2 separate regions of the Homo sapiens genome follow, and region 1 is linked to region 2. The links are chromatin loops, found by intact Hi-C in ENCODE. Cell type or tissue: OCI-LY7. All regions are shown on one strand.

The links. Hi-C counts contacts between places; a loop is a spot of excess contacts. Peaks named below come from ENCODE experiments on the same cell type or tissue, not always from the same donor. Only the 100,000 strongest peaks of a DNase experiment are listed, where the experiment ranks them.
Region 1: a loop joins it to region 2, with 4 times the contacts of the local background. A loop is called at or near these places in 5 of 110 quality-filtered maps.

The regions. Positions count from the first base shown.
Region 1 is chr13:40,387,500-40,395,499 of GRCh38, reverse strand. The region is part of intron 6 of LINC00598 (long intergenic non-protein coding RNA 598); the gene reads left to right. Among named protein-coding and RNA genes, the nearest start is that of LINC00598, 90 kb to the left of the region's middle. RefSeq lists enhancers at 6,295-6,374, 6,815-6,954. In OCI-LY7, a CTCF peak has its summit at 4,979; DNase peaks (open chromatin) are centred at 5,009, 5,959, 6,199, 6,629 and 1 weaker place; H3K4me3 peaks cover 2,633 bases; H3K27ac peaks cover 2,464 bases.
Region 2 is chr13:40,774,280-40,782,279 of GRCh38, reverse strand. No RefSeq gene overlaps it. Among named protein-coding and RNA genes, the nearest start is that of MRPS31, 7.1 kb to the right of the region's middle. RefSeq lists an enhancer at 4,984-5,033. In OCI-LY7, CTCF peaks have their summits at 1,319, 3,167, 4,533 and 4,751; DNase peaks (open chromatin) are centred at 379, 4,639, 4,899, 5,369 and 1 weaker place; H3K4me3 peaks cover 1,111 bases; H3K27ac peaks cover 2,670 bases.

The DNA of each region.
Region 1 (8,000 bases), 390 kb after region 2:
TCATGATTGTTTTAAAAGAATGTTTTCTTTCTTTCATGCAGAACTGTATATACCTAACACTTGAGCTTAACAACTATTTATATTTCTCTACTTTTATTTGTCTCTTTGCTCCATCAGTTCCTGAAAGGGGCTTATTAAAATCTAACCACAGTTGTTTTATTGCATTTTCTTCAGACTTGGTTTATGTTTTGAGACCACGTTGTTAAGTACATATACATTCATTTTATCTTCATATTCTTCTTGAGTGTTTTACCAATTTTTAATATTCCTCTGGTTATTATTATGTTTTTTTACAAAACTTTGTGTGACAATTAATTATGTTGGCTTATTTTTGGTTCAGATTTTTCTGATTAACTTTATTACATTTTTAATGATTATTAAAAGGGTGCCCTGCAAATGCATAATGCTATATAAATAAAAAAAATCTAAAAAAAATCTAATCTGATTGGTGAGTTCAACTCATTTACATTTGTACAATTCCTGTTATATTCTTTATTTTTTATAGAGATGGAGTCTCCCTATGTTGCCCAGGCTGGTCTCAAACTCCTAGCCTCAAGCAATCCTCCTGCCTCAGCCTCCAAAGGCCTATAGGGGCTTCTTTTCTTTTAGGTTCTTTTTCTGTGTCCATGATATCTGCTCCCTCTGGCATACATTGTTAAATGAGCTGTTGTTCTTATTTAATGACTCATTTTTCCTCCTGAATCATATTGCCTTGGAACTGTATTAGGGATCCTTTCTCTGTTTGTACCTTTTCCGTAACAGGGTGACTTTGCTCCTCAGAGACCTTCTTAAGTCTGTTTTGGGCTGCTCCAATGTGTCCCTTCATTTCCAGCAGGCACTGGGCTGGGCTGGCATTGCTGCATTTAGACGATGGGCAGATACTTATCTTCCCAGGTTCATGTTGGGGAAAGAAAAGGGCAGAGACTGACAGCTCTCCATGGCTCTATGCTCATCGATGGCCTTGCCCTCCTCCAGCCTAGGATGCCTTGTCTGCATAGCAACCTAGCCACCTTCTGTGTTCTCGGGTGAGTCTCACAGCAGTAACACTGGGTTTTGGGGTTCACCACATTTCTTTTTGCTCCCGGAGTATCTCAGAATTTGGTTCAGGGGAAGAAGCAGCAAAGTGCATTAATTCATCATCTCATTGGGGCTTTTTCAACTACTCTCCTGATTTGATGCACTGACTGACTGGATGGAGTTGCTGATGGATGTACAGATTTCTTGCTCTATACCCGGCCAAAAAGTTTTGGTTGTGAGTGGGAATTTCAAATTTTCTTATTCTGAGTGGGAAAATGACACTACCAACTCAGTCTCACAAATAAAAGTAAATGTAAAAGCTGGATAATGTGGCAGACCCACAACAACCCTGTTAGAGCAAAGAGATTCCATCTGTGGAAGATGGAGGAAGGAAAGGCATCTTGTTTTGTGCCTGCCTCTGTCAGCGCTACTTGGGCGCTGACCTGGTACCCTACATCACTGAGTGCTTCTCTTCAGACTTGCATACCTCCCTCAGCCCATGGATGGCATTTTCTTTCTTTCTTTCTCTTTCTTTCTTTCTTTCTTCCTTTCTTTCTTTCTTTCTTTCTTTCTTTCTTTCTTTCTTTCTTTCTTTCTTTCTTTCTTTCTTTCTTTCTCTCTTTCTTTCTTTCTCTCTCTTTCTTTCTTTCTCTTTTCTTTTCTTTCTTTTTCTTTCTTTCTCTCTTTCTTTTTCTTTCTTCCTTTCCTTTCCTTTCCTTTCCTTTCCTTTCCTTTCCTTTCCTTTCCTTTCCTTTCCTTTCCTTTCCTTTCCCTTCCCTTCCCTTCCCTTCCCTTCTCCTTCCTTCCTTCCTTCCTTCCTTCCTTCCTTCCTTCCTTCCTTCCTTCCTTCCTTCCTTTCTTTCCCTGTACCGGTTTGCATATGTGTATATTTTTTATTTTTTTATTTTAGTTTAAGTTCTGGGATACATGTGCAGAATGTGCAGGTTTGTTGCATAGGTATACATATGCATAGGTATACATGTTGCACCCATCAACCCGTCATCTAGGTTTTAAGCCCTGCATGCATTAGGTATTTGTCCTAATTCTCTCCCTCCCCTTGCCCCTCACCCCCCAATAGGCCCCCGTGTGTGATGTTCCCCTCCCTGTGTCTATGTATTCTCATTATTCAACTCCCACTTATAAGTAAGAACATGTGGTGTTTGGTTTTCTGTTCCTGTGTTAGTTTGCTGAGAATGATGGTTTCCAGCTTCATCCATGTCCCTGCAAAGGACATGAACTCATTCTTTTTTATGGCTGCATAGTATTCCATGGTGTATATGTGCCACACTTTCTTTATCCAGTCTATCATTGATGGGAATTTGGGTTGGTTCCAAGTCTTTGCTATTGTAAATACTGCTGCAATAAACATATGTGTGCATGTGTCTTTACAGTAGAATGATTTATAATCCTTTGGCATTTTCAATGGTCTAGGATGCTGCTGCCACCCCCTTAATTGGTGTCACCCTGAATGCCAGAGGCTGCCTTTGATTTGGACATCAGGCATGCCTAACGTGTAAATATGAGCACACTGCATGGTTCATTACCAGGAAGTTCCTCTTGGATAGGGAGCCTGTGGAAAATCCTTATGCTTGCTCTCTGAGACAAAGTATTTCTCTTAGAGACTGGCCAGCTTTTCGTGTAGGCAGTGCTGGCCGGAGTGAGACTGTTTCTTTGTAGATGAAAACTCCAGGCTGTGCTCTTTATATCCATGCAATATCCAGGTGGGTCCAGATGCAGGCAGGGGCCTGGCCAGGTACCCAGAGGAATTCCCACTCTCTCAGATTTAATGGTGCATAAGAAATGGGAACAGAAATTTTAAAACTCGAATTAAGCGCTGTAACTGGTGAGCACTGTGTAGCTGCGAGTTATGCAGAGTTGGGAGTGAAGTGGTTTAGAGAGGGTATTTCACTTGCCTCTCATATGGCATATTTTCAAATCTCTAACAGTAACAATGACTAACCTTTGTAAGAATTTTGTACCAGGCAAAGTGTTAAGAGTATATCTGGATTATTTCCTTAAGACACACAAAAATCATGAGATAGTCATAGTTATTAATCCCATTAGATGAATGCCAAATCTGAGAATTGGAGAGACTGACTTGTCCCGTGTCACACAGAAAGTAAGTGGCAAAGCTGCTTTGACTCAATGAGGAGTCATGTGCTTACCAACTAGCTGTATTGCTGCTTAGCACCCAGATCCTCCGTTTGAAGGTGCACTGTCCATTATGGGTTAATCAACGTTTATCGTGGGACGACTTGCTCCTGTATTGTTTTTGAGTTGCTTATTTAATAGGCCTTTATTAGCACAAGCATCTGGTCTAGAAGAGTAAGTGTTAAAAAGGAAGCAAAGGTGATGGAGAGGCAGAGACATTCTAACAGGTTTCCTTTCTTCTGCTGCCATTATTGGCCTTTTGCTCCTGGGCTTCTATTTCATTTTTCCTTGGCAACAAGCTGGGATACACCAGCAAAGACGAACACAGCCAAAGTGCAGCTGCTCCGGGGCCGTGGGTAAGATGGCCAGACCTCTACTGCCAGTGGTGACAATAAAGCCACACGTGATCCTTAAAAATTCAGTTGCTGATTTAGCTTCTCTGGGCTCCCCAGTGTGAATGAAGATGGAAAGTTTCACTTACGTTTTCCTTTGCCATTTCACTATTTTCCTCCTTTGTGTTTGGTGATCCTGAGCTGGTGTTTTGGATCTGCTTTATTTGTTCATGCTACTTTTTTCTGAGGTGGAGAAAGTAGAGGGTTTTAAGCCAGGCACCCTTTCCATTTATCTTTAGCCCAGGCATGTTTACAGAGAAATGGAATCATGTACTTCTTATTTATATTACATTTACCCATGTGGAATCCCTTGGATATTTTGAGGAAGTCAGCAAAACCATGCCATGCATTTTCTCTTTGAACCATAAGTTGTATTTAGCCAAACTAGATAAAACAATGGCCAAGGGTGGGAGTAAGTGGAGATATTGTGAGATTTTATCCTGCAAAGCTGATCCTAAGCCTACTAAAGCAACTCCTCCTGGCTCCTGGGGCTTATCTGGGAATATTAGAAGGACACTCATTTCAGGGTAATGCATACCTCAAACATGGGAATGAGGAACAGAGGAAAAGAAATAAATAAACCCACCTATTTCACCTACTAAGATATGGAACTTGGAAAAACATTGGCCGTGGCTTACAGTGAAGTTAGAATGGATTTTTTTTTCTGCATTCATTCTGAAAAACATACCTGCACAGCCTTCTTTTATGACTTGAGGACTACTTTTCAAGTAATCCAGGGGAAAGAGAGACCTCAATGATGTGATGTCATCTTGATTCTCCTTTCAATGAAAATCTCAACTTTTGTTAATGAATTAGGTTCCAACCTGTCAAAACACTGAAAATACTACAGACATTGTCAAAATGGTGACATCTAGACCTGGTACAGGTGTGAAGTTGGGTGAAGTGTCTGTTCATAACTTTTTTCCTGATACATTTTCAAGTCAAAAGCACCATTTGGGTAACAGGGAAAGGACTGAGGCCCACTAAGCAGTTTTCTCTAAGTTGTGGGCCTCCCAGTCGTGCCGGCTGAGACTCTGCTACAGGCCGAGGTTGGTTGATTGTCTTGGCAGCTAACAAAAGCCGAAGTAGGTGTCTCAGTGGGAGTGGAGCACAGCCATTGTCTCCAGGGGCTGTGTGTGCAACGGATGCGAATAGAAGCAGGTTTCAGTGAAAGCCTTATGACTGAGCTTTTTGCTTTTATTATTTGGTTTCCATGGTAAGTCTTTTCAAAAGACTTGGATAACAGTGTCTTTATATACACAGGAGAGTAATACGATGAAGGATGCTGTACATCAGCAAGGGCTCGGGAGTTTACAAAGTATGCTGTGCGCAAGGCCTCATTTGGTCCCCACAAAGGTGCTATGGAACAGGAAAGGATTATCATTGCTGTTTTGCAGAGGAGAAAATTGAGGCCCCCAGAGGCTAAAGGGCTTATTTCAGGCAATACAGTGAGAATGTTCTGCCTCGGGTGTTGTCAGGCAACCCCATGGTGGTTTTCAGAGGATGCTCTGCAGAGGCCAGGTTGAAGGGTACCATCTCAGGCTCAGTGGCTGCCCTCTCCCTTGCAACCCCACTTAATTAGATGAGTTCCCAGTGGGAGCGGTAACCACAGAGGGCATTGAGAAATGTGTGGGGCTTTTTAGTTTCAGTCACTTGAGGTGGCGGAGGGGGGACCACCAATGTTGGGGATGGGGCCCAGGAATACGAAATATTTTGTGCAACAGGACTGTTCCACAAAATAAATTCTTTCTGGAATTTTCAATAGCATCCCTGTTGAGCAACACAGAAGAGCATGTTTTTTTCTTCTTTTTAAAAATACATATTAAGTTTATAATATGATTATATTTGAGATAAGCAAGGTTTTCCCTGTAAAAGTGGACATTTGAAAATGACTGGACTACCTGTTTTTTGAGATACCTTCCAGCTCAAAACTCTGGACTATTCTTTGCATCCTTGTTTCTGGCTTTCCCCAGAGGTACCACAGAGAGGGGCTCCGACCTTTTCTCTCTGGCCTAAAATTCCAAGGTGGAGCCCTACCAACCTGTCATCAAACTGGCAGGTAGCTTGGGCTCCATGCATGGGCACTGGACCTTGCCAGTTTGAACCACCCAGGCTGGTGATCCTTAGAAACTTTGCTGCAAATTCTGCAATTCAGCCGACAATCAGGCTAAGGATGCAGGAACTGGCACCGGCTGTCCTCACTCCCCTGCTGGGAAGACCTGATACTCACAAATTCCTCCATCTACTTGAAAGCTGCTTTTCTGTGCAGCCTGGGATTTTTCAACAGAAAGTGTTAAAGTTGGGGGTGGCAGGGAAGAGGGTGTTGCACACACATGAACCTGTCTGTCACAGCCACGCACTGGTGAGAGCTGAGATGTGACAGTTTATTTGCAAACCTGGTGAGTGGTGCTGGCAACATCTCGTTCCTTCTCCAAGTGTCTGACCGGCAGGGCTTCCTTAAATGTGCTGCCGGCTGCCTCCCTGCAGGAACTGGGAGCTGCTGGAGGAGCCTGCCATTCTTTCACCAACTCTTACCTATACTTCATGACAGAAAGAGGCACCATTGTAGGTCAGGATAGAAACAGAAAGCACTTCAGTGCTGCCATCATAATGCTGACAGAGACGGTTCTCATCAAGCACGTCACACACCTCACAGCCATTCTCTGCTCCTCACAGGGGGCCTCTGAAGGGAATCTGTTTCCACTCCACAGATGAGAAAATTGACCCTTGGAACGACTCTGTAAACTGTTTAAGATCCCACAGCTTCTAGGCGATACGGCCAGGCTCCTACCCACATGTGTCTGGGCTGAAGAACATCTTCATGGCCGTTGGCTACCTTGCCTCTGAAGCTGAGGCTGCTGGCTGACTGTATCATCTGAGGGTTGATTTCTGGCCATTTATTTCAGGTCTCCTTGATCTTGTGTGAAGACTCCTAGGGTTATGAGTGGGCTAGCAGCCCAGGCTCCACAGGCTTCTTGCTCCCTGTCACATCCTGTCATCTAGCCTGGTGACTGGCACAGAGGAGGTCCTTAGCCACCCTGCTGAATGAACACACCGGACGTCTAGGCTCCCCTCACATATCTGTGCAGCGCCAATAACCACATCCTGTTGTAAACTCTGCCGCCTCGCTCAGACAGAGCAGCTTCTAGAGTGTCAAGGAGGAGGACGGTGGCCATGGGCCACGATGGCATGTGCGTGACTGCAGCAGAGAGGACGGGGCACACAGAGGACAGTGGCTGGAGGAGTCGGGTGCATGTCAGGTCATGTTTCACAAATGCAGTGGTCCTGCATTGCCTGCCCCTGCTCCTCTCGCACTCAGGGCTGGGAGGAGGGTGAAGCAAATGAGGCACTGGCTCCAGGCACAAAATATAAGGGGGCTTCTCCATTCTCAAGATGGACACTGTGCTGGGCCATAGCAGAGCCTGAGGCAAAAGGGAGAATCACTGATCCTATCATTATCTAAAATATTGATGTTTAATCATGATTTTTTTGTATTAAATATGATCTTTAAAAATATTGCATTAAAATATTATTCATCTTGATTACTGAGCTTTTTGCTGCCCTTAATTTTTTTTTTCTTTTTTTGAGGCAGAGTCTCATTCTGTCACCCATGCTGGAGTGCAGTGGCATGATCTTGGCTCACTGCAACCTCCGCCTCCAGGGTTCAAGCAATTCTCCTGCCTCAGCCTTCCTAGTAGCTAGGTTTACAGGCATGTGCCACCATGCCCAGCTAATTTTTTGTATTTTTAGTAGAGACAGGGTTTCGCCATGTTGGCCAGGCTGGTCTTGAACCCCTGACCTCAGGTAATCCGCCCACCTCGGCCTCCCAAAGTGTTGGGATTACAAGCGTGAGCCATGGCGCCCAGCCTGCCCCTTAATTTTGTACCCACGGCAAATGTCTGCTCTGCCTGACCTCATGTCTCTCTGCCCCTGCCTCCCTCCTCCAGCCAGAATGTCCACTGCCCTTGTGTTTGAAGCCTGCCAGCTACCTGTTAGCCTCAGGGCCTTTGCACAAGCCACACTCGTTTCCTGGCCCTCTCTTTCTCATATTTATGTGGCCCCTTCTCAAATCTCCTTTAAGTCTTGGTTGGTTGGCTGCTTTTTTTTCTGTCCTCTGTAGTGTAAATACCATGATATAGTTTGGCTCTGTGTCCCCACCCAAATCTCATCTCGAATTGTTATCCCCATGTGTTGAGGAAGGGAGATGACTAGATCATGGAGGCGGTTTCCTCTTGCTGTTCTCCTGATAGTTACTGAGTTCTTATGAGATCTGATGGTTTTATAAGAGGCTCTTCCCCCTGGGCTCACACTCGCACCTGCTGCTTTGTGAAGAAGGTGCATGCTTCCCCTTCCACCATGATTGTAAGTTTCCTGAGGCCTCCCCAGTCATATGGAACTGAGTCAATTAAACCTCCTTTGTTTATAAATCACCCAGTCTCG
Region 2 (8,000 bases):
GGGTCCACCTTCCTGGAGACATCATCACCCAAACCAGAAAAAAAGAAGGGCAAGGAAAGGGTTGTTGGACAACTGAGAATGTCCCATACAGCATATTAAGGATACAGGAAAATGCTGAGGGATATAGTAATTTTCAAAAAGCGGATTACATGTCATATGCAGGATGATCCCCACCAATTCCGCCTGTTGAAATCCCTGCCATTCACCGAGATCTATGTTAGACGCAGTCACCTCATAGCACCTGTTTCTGATTCCTGGTTCTCGGAAAGCAAATTGGAGCATTCCTTCCTATCAGTAACAAACTTCCCTTTAGTACCTATCCTGTGTTGGATGGTGTCAACCCAAACTAACTGCTGGAAATGCAGAAGTGAAAGAGTCAACGGCTAGCTTGAAAGAAATCATGGCCCAAGCGGAGGAGGAAGAAACAAGCAATTATAATCCAGGGGGGCATGCGGCGAGAGGCGTGTGGGTAGCGAGGGCATCCCAGGGGGGCATAGATGAGGGATGGAATAGAAGGTTTCAGGGGAGGCCCACAGGAGACTTCCACGCCAACATGGATTTTGCAAAGCAAGTGGCCTTTCATTAAGAGGATTAATGTAGGTTGGTGTATCACCTACCACAGGGGCTGGAAGACTTGCAATTAGGCCAGGCTCTTAGTTGTAATCAAGAAAAGCACAAAAAGGATTGATTAAAAGGATTACAAGGATATAGAGTGACTCTTCTGCTTGATGGATGGGGAGGTAAAGTGCTGTGAAGAGCGTCCCGAAACAAGGCCCTACACCCACTGCAGACCTGGGCTGCAGTGGAAGCCACTGCCACTGCCCCTTTAGAGCTCTGGATGTGATGGTTTGTGACGCTGCCCCTTCTTGTGCCAGGGCCACAGCCTGGTAACTATTGCTCCTCCAAAGCCTGGTGCCTGCGTTACCAGCATTGCCTGATACATCACTTCCACACCGCGTCCACTGCCTTGAGTTGCTCATCTCTAAGTTGGTATCTCGTGTAGACGAAGCTGATGGAGGGAGGCTCAGTCATGTGCCTGTACCCTGCTCTGCAAAGAAGCCTGGCCGAGTGAGATCTCTGGCATCTGGCAGGACTCATTCGTGTGTTAGGAAATTCCCAGAACATAGGCAGGGTTTTCAAACCCTGCTAAGCAGCCAGAAAACATGACGCATGTCCACTCTGCATGGACCGAGCATTCCAGTCCGAGGAAACATGCAAAGGCATAGAGGTATGAACCAGCAGAGCACGTTTGGGGAACGGTAGGCAGTTTGGTTCTGCAGGAGAGTAGAGCAGGGAGTGCTGGGAGAGTGGCTTGGAGCAGCCGGCAGGAGTCCCTGCTGAACTCATGCCCCCTGTGGCTTCAACCACAAGTGCAAGTAACTATTTTTTTTTGTTGTTGGGGGGTGGGGGCGAACAGGGCCTTGCTCTGTCACCCAGGCTGGAGTGCAGTGGCATGATCACAGCTCACCGCAGCCTCGAACTCCTGGGCTCAGGCAATCCTCCCACCTCAGTCTCCTGAGTACTACAGGTGTGCACCGCCACCCCCAGATAATTTTTATATTTTTCTGTAAAGATGGGGTTTTGCCATGTCACCCAGGCTGGTCTTGAACTCCTGGTCTCAAGTGATCCTCCTGCCTTGGCCTCCCAAAGTACTAGGATTACAGGTGTGAACTACTCCACCCAGGAAGGGCAAGTGCTTGTATCTTAGCGTTCCCTGCTGAGGCCTAGGAGCTGTGACTTCTCCTTGACTGGCCCAGGGCTCTGCCCCTGGTGAGTTTTAGTATCTGTCTAAAGGGATCATTGTCATAAATCTGTTGAATTGTATCATTGTTGTGAAGTAGCAAGTGTACACAGCTTCTCTCTCTCTCTCTCTCTCCCCTCTCTCTCTCGTGTGTACATATCTGCAATGTACTATTTTATAATTACATTAATAATGGTTCCCCCAGTAAAAATAATCTGAATTTAGACCCTTTGTATCTAAATATTTATATGGCACCCATCACTAGATACTTAGCTGTTTATAAACATTTTTAAAGTGCTTTCATTAAATTAATTATTCTGGTCAAACGTAGGCAGATACAACCATTGAAAGGACACACAAATAAAGGCCCAGCACAGTTGAGACACCACCTTAGGACTTAGCATGAAGGCTCTGGGTCAGACACCTGAAGGGAAAATCCTAGCCTCTCTGCTTCCAGCTGGATGAGTCAGAAAAGTCTCTTGGGGTGGGAATAAGAGGAAAGATCAGGTTCTGCCAGGTGACGCTCTAAGTACTCCCTGCTCCATGCCGCTGCTTCTCAGCTTCATGTGATTGCACCTTTGAGGACTTCCATGGGCCACATTCTAACCTTCTTATTTTATTTTATTAATTAATTTATTTCTAGAGACAAGGTCTCGCTCTCTTGCCCAGGCTGGAGTGCAGTGGCTTGATCATAGCTCACTGCAGCCTCGAGCTCTCAGGTTCAAATGATCCTCCTGCCTCAGCCTCCTAAGTAGCTGAAACTATAGGCATGTGCCACCACACCTGGCCAATTTTTAAATTATTTTGTTGGTGTGTTTGTTTGTAGAGAAGGGGGGGGGGTCCTCATTTTGTTGACCAGGCCGGTCTCGAACTCCTGGCCTCAAATGATCCTCCCATCTCAGCCTCCCAAAGTGCTGAGATTACAGGTATGAGCCACTGTGCCCAGCCCTAACCCTCTTATTTACAATAGTATTCTTTTCGTCACTGTGCCTAAAGTTGTAAAACATGGCCAACTCCCAAATGCACCATCATTCAAAGTATTTTGCCAACCTCTCTGTTCCAATTAAGCACTGGAAATTTGGAGATGAAAAGCCACACCTCATTCCATTCACTAAGAATCACAGAGCCAGGCACAAGGAGCTGGGAGCAGCAGTGCATGGGCACCCAGAGCACCAGGAAAGGGTCTGGAGGGGGCAAGAGCTGAGCCTTGAAGCAGGAGGAGGAGTTAGGCAGGGCAGAAGGAGGGAACACACCATAAGATTGCAAGGAGGTGGGGAAGCCATGACCATGTCCCGTGTCCGGGAGCTACAGGGGCTCTGGTCAGGGTAGGAGGAGAAGTAACAGGAAGGAGACTAGCAAAGGAGGTGGGGCTGATCTCGTGGGGTCTCACAGGCCCTGCTAAGAGAGTGTAGAGTTTCTTTAGAAGATGGTAGAGGGAGCTGCTGAGTGATGCAGACATCATGATGTGAACGTGGCTGTGTGGTGGAGGTTGACAGCATGGACTCTGGGTCGACTGACCAGTCCCCAAAAGCTGGCTCTCCCACCTGATGACTTTGCGATGGTAAGAAGCTCCTGTAAGCCTCAAATTTCTCATCTTAAAAAGAGAAGAATGGGCCGGATGCAATGGCTCACACCTGTAATCCCAGCACTTTGGGAGGCTGAGGCAGGTGGATCTCTTGAGGTCAGGAGTACGAGACCAGCCTGGCCAATATGGTGAAACCCCCGTCTCTACTAAAAATACAAAAAAAAATTAGCCGGGTGTGGTGGCGCACACCTATAGTACCAGCTACTCTGGAGGCTGAGGCAGAAGAATCGCTTGAACCCAGGAGGTCGAGGTTGCAGTGAGCCGAGATTGTGCCACTGCCCTCCAACCTGGGCAAAAGAGTCAGACTCCGTCTTAAAAAAAAAAAAAAAAAAAAGGGAGAATGGTGTTACTTGCCTCAGAAAAATTTGTGAAGATGAGACAATACATATAAAGCACTTATAGCCTCTAGTACTTAGTAAGTGGTCAACAAATGCTAACTATTGTTGTTACTGATCATTTGAATAATAATGATGTATATAATTTGCCTCATTTTTTATAGTTGTGATAATGGAATGAATTAACTTTGTCACGGCAAAAGAAGTTTAAAATGTTAGTTGTGTATCCTGATAGAAAATATAAACTTAAAAATCAATTTTTTTTAGAGATGGGAGTCTTGCTATGTTGCTCAGGCTGGTGTTGAACTCCTGGCATCAAGGTATCCTCTTGCTACAGCCATTGTGCCTGGCTAATATAAACATTTGTTTATTCATTCCACAAATATTGATTGACCATGAAGGATGTACCAGTCACAGTTCTAGGCTCTTGGGATAAAGTAGTGAACAAGGCTGACAGAGGTCCCTGCTCTCCCAGAGCTTACATTCTAGCCGGGAGGCTGATGATGAAAAAGGAAACCATGTAATTCACAAGGCCTGTAAATTCCACTAGGATAGAGAACGTGTTGTATTTGTACCTTGATCTATCTCAACTGCATAAGACAGGGCATATGATCAGGCACTCAAGGAATGTGTTGAATGAATGGAAGATTATTTCAGATAGTGCTGCATGCAGGAAGACAAGGAAACAGCATGACATGACAGAGTGGGAAGGTTGGCTTGGCTAGATGTGGTGCACTCCTGAGAAAGCCCTGCTGAGCTAAAGTGGATGATGTGAAGGAACCAATCGTGGGACAGTCTTTAGAATGGCTATTCCAGGCCAAAGAAGATTCCGTGCCTAAGCTGAAGGCCCGGAGGCAGGGCTGTGCTAGACCTGCACAAAGAAAGATGGAAAGGAATGAATGGACCCCACAGCACAGGGACCAATCATTTGTGGGTGTTTGGCAGACCTGTCTTTTATCTAATAGGAGACTGTTTTTGCCTCCAGAGGGCACTTGAACATAACAAATACATCTAAGGGCCAGCTTGGGTTAGCCCTTAGAGAAGCAGTTTCCCGAAGGCATAACTTGAGAGGGCCAGGAATGCAAAAAGAAAATAATCTCAGACGAAGCCTTTGCTTATTGAAATTTGCAAGCACCTCTTTTAAAAATTAAATTTTCTTGAGATAGTTAGTACAATAAGCTAGCAATGTGGGTTTTCGTACATTAGTGTTAGTTGAATAATATAGCCCTCCCCCTGGTGGACAGATGACAGAGAAGTTTGGCAGGTAGGAGAGGGGACGAAAGGCTAATATAGAGAGGTCTTGGCAAGGGTGTCAGGCCTGGGTGAGACCCAAAGCAAGGAGGCTCTGAGAAGCTAAAAGGCAACATAGAGACAGGCCAAGGGACAGGAGAGAATGAGTACAAGAAGTCAAGAGGATGGGCGGGGGGAACCAGAGTACTTTGATGTACTTTAGAAATTGACCTGAGGACAGTTCTGCCTGGTCATATCTCTGTCATCTCCAAAAATTATGTGCTAAGCACAGTTTCAGCATAGTTCTATGTCATATGCTGTGCCATACACATTAGTGTGACATGATCCTGGTCTTCCATGCACTTAAAATCCAAAGCAACTTTAAACATGAATATACTAAGAATGAGTCATCTTACGTAGAGGGGAAAGACAAGTATCTAGACAATCTAATTTGAAGGGCACGCAACCACTTCCTCTTCCGTCCCATCTCCCGTAAGTTCTGCTGCTGCGGGCCTCTCCGTGCCCCTCCCCCTTACTTTGTCCTTCGGTTTTGGGCACTAAAGACCTTGTGAAGGAGGTAATGGGCTCTAGGAGACTCATCCATCTGGGTGCAACCTCTCTGGGCCCCCACAGCCCAGGCACCTGTTGCATTACATATCTTGTTCTATTACCTGCTCCACATCTGTGATCCCTGCTGGATCAGCAGCCCCTTGAAGCAGGGAGCAAGTCATACTCATCTGTGTATTCCAAGGGGACTAAAGCTACATTTTTCACACAATGTTATACATTTACACTAATATCATCTATCTATATATTATATAAACATGCATGCATGTTCATCTATTGCTTTTTTTTTTTTTTCGAGACAGGATCTTGCTCTGTCACCCAGGCCCGAGTGCAGTGATATGATCACAACTCACTGCAGCCTCCGCCTCCTGGGTGCAAGCAATCCTCCCACCTCAGCCTCCCAAGTAGTTACGACTGCAAGTGCACGCCACCATACCCAGCTAACTTTTTTTGGTATGTTTCGTGGAGATGGGGTTTCCCCATGTTGCCCAGCTGGTCTCTAACTCCTGGGCTCAAGCAATCCACTTGCCTCAGCCTCTTAAAATGTTGTTTTAGGCTGTGTTTGATACTGTAGTTCGATCTGGTTTTTAAGATAGACCAGCTGGAGATATGTATATATATGTGTGTTCCAGAAAGAAAGAAAAAAAGTCTCAACTTGGAAGATGCAGAGACAAAAAAGCTCTTAATCCACCTAGGAAAAAAGATGGGAAATACCACATCCAGTGTAGTACCACACACATCATCCATCACCCAAATCAGGAAGCCTCATGATGAGTTACGTCCCCAGTGAGCCCATCCAGCCTCATTTTCTCCTTCTTTTTGTGACTTCAGCTAGTACACCGCCTTTGGAAAGATGTTCATAATCCGTTAATACTTTTGCTAGTGGAGCCACAAGTAAATTGAAGTAGGTAGCTGAAACTGCTGGACAACTGGGTTTATTCTGCAGGCTTATTTCACAAAGAGCAAACCTCAGAAGACTGGGGCCATTGCTGACCTGGCTAGTTGGATTTTCAAATATTGACCATTCCTGGACTCCTTGCTACAGGGTTTCATACATCTGCTGTGACATCGGACTGATCTTGTTGGATAATTCTGATGTCAATGAGAAAATTAAATGAGATAAGAATGTAAATGGTTTAGTATGCAACGATGGCAGTTAGTGGTATTATTATTCTCATTACCATATTGGGCATGTTTATGCTGCCTCCTGATTTTATTGGAAAAAGTCTTACATGCATTTTTACACAGAGGCATTGAAAGTTAATTCAGAGTTGATTTTAGGGAAAAGGATTACTTTGGACATAAAATATACAGATTTATAGACATATTCATTGGGAAATGAAGTTACATATATGGGCAATTCTAGTGACTGAAAAGCAATTAATAGAATCAATTACATTTGATTGCCTATCAAGTGCATAGACTAAGTATGATGGAAAATGGCATAAAACAAACAGCAGAATATGATACATCTTACTGCACAAGCAAAGTAGCCACAGAGCCTGTAAACCTCACTTGTGCTATGACATTCGTGTTCTGCCATCCTGCCACTTGGGAGAAGGGGCTCATTGTTTTTACCCTTTTGTGACCCACTAGCATGAACTAGTGGCTAGTTTATGCAGATTGGTAGAATAGTTTAAATTGTTCTGAATCTTTCTAGATGTATTATTTACTCACTTAGATCTTTCCAAGACGTATTATTTACTAGCTTTAAAGTGTTTCTAAGAATTAGTATAGTAATTAAGCTTAGAAATGAATCTGGGATACATTAAATATTATGGGAAAGAAGTTCATTGCGATGAAGTGAAATTGCTTGTACCATTAACTAACCTGCTACTTCAATATCTTCGCTGTGATTTTGCAACTTTGTAAGAGTTAGCCTGCTTTAGGCCGGGCACTGTGTGGAGAGAGGCCCAGCCAGCCCCTGTTTCTTCCAGCTATTCCAGCTGAGGTATCAGATGTGTGGGTGAAGAAACCATCCCGGACATTCAGTCTTATCTGATGGCAACCACATGAGGGATCAAAGTAGGGACCACCCAGCTGAGCTGCCCCGTCCACCACAGAACCAGGATAGATAACAAATTGTTGTTTTAAGATACTAAGCGTTAGGATGGTTTGTTGTGCAGCAATGGATAACTGGAATATAGGGTGATTTTGTTTCTTCATTTTCTTGTAAGGCTTGTTGAGTTAATTCGTATAGAATTTTATGAGATAGCTAGGACAAAGTCACCACTCTATATCAGGAGCAATTTCAGTTGATTTTCTATTTCTTGCCTTGTTTCTAAAAAGTGCATTTCCAGGGGTCCCTGGGAAGAAAATGACTGGTGAATCAAATACCATAATAGAAAGTTAGAGGAGGAAAAAATTTTCTACTTTCGGCTTTCTTTTTGTCACTCTCATAAATGATTGCTCTGGAAAAAAAATTACACAAGTCATATTAGTTTTTCAAAGGACAGACTTTTGAAGTTTGGGGGGAATTTATTGAAATTCTCTTCATGATTTAATTTATGGCCAAGTAGAACTATCCTATTAATTCTCTTTT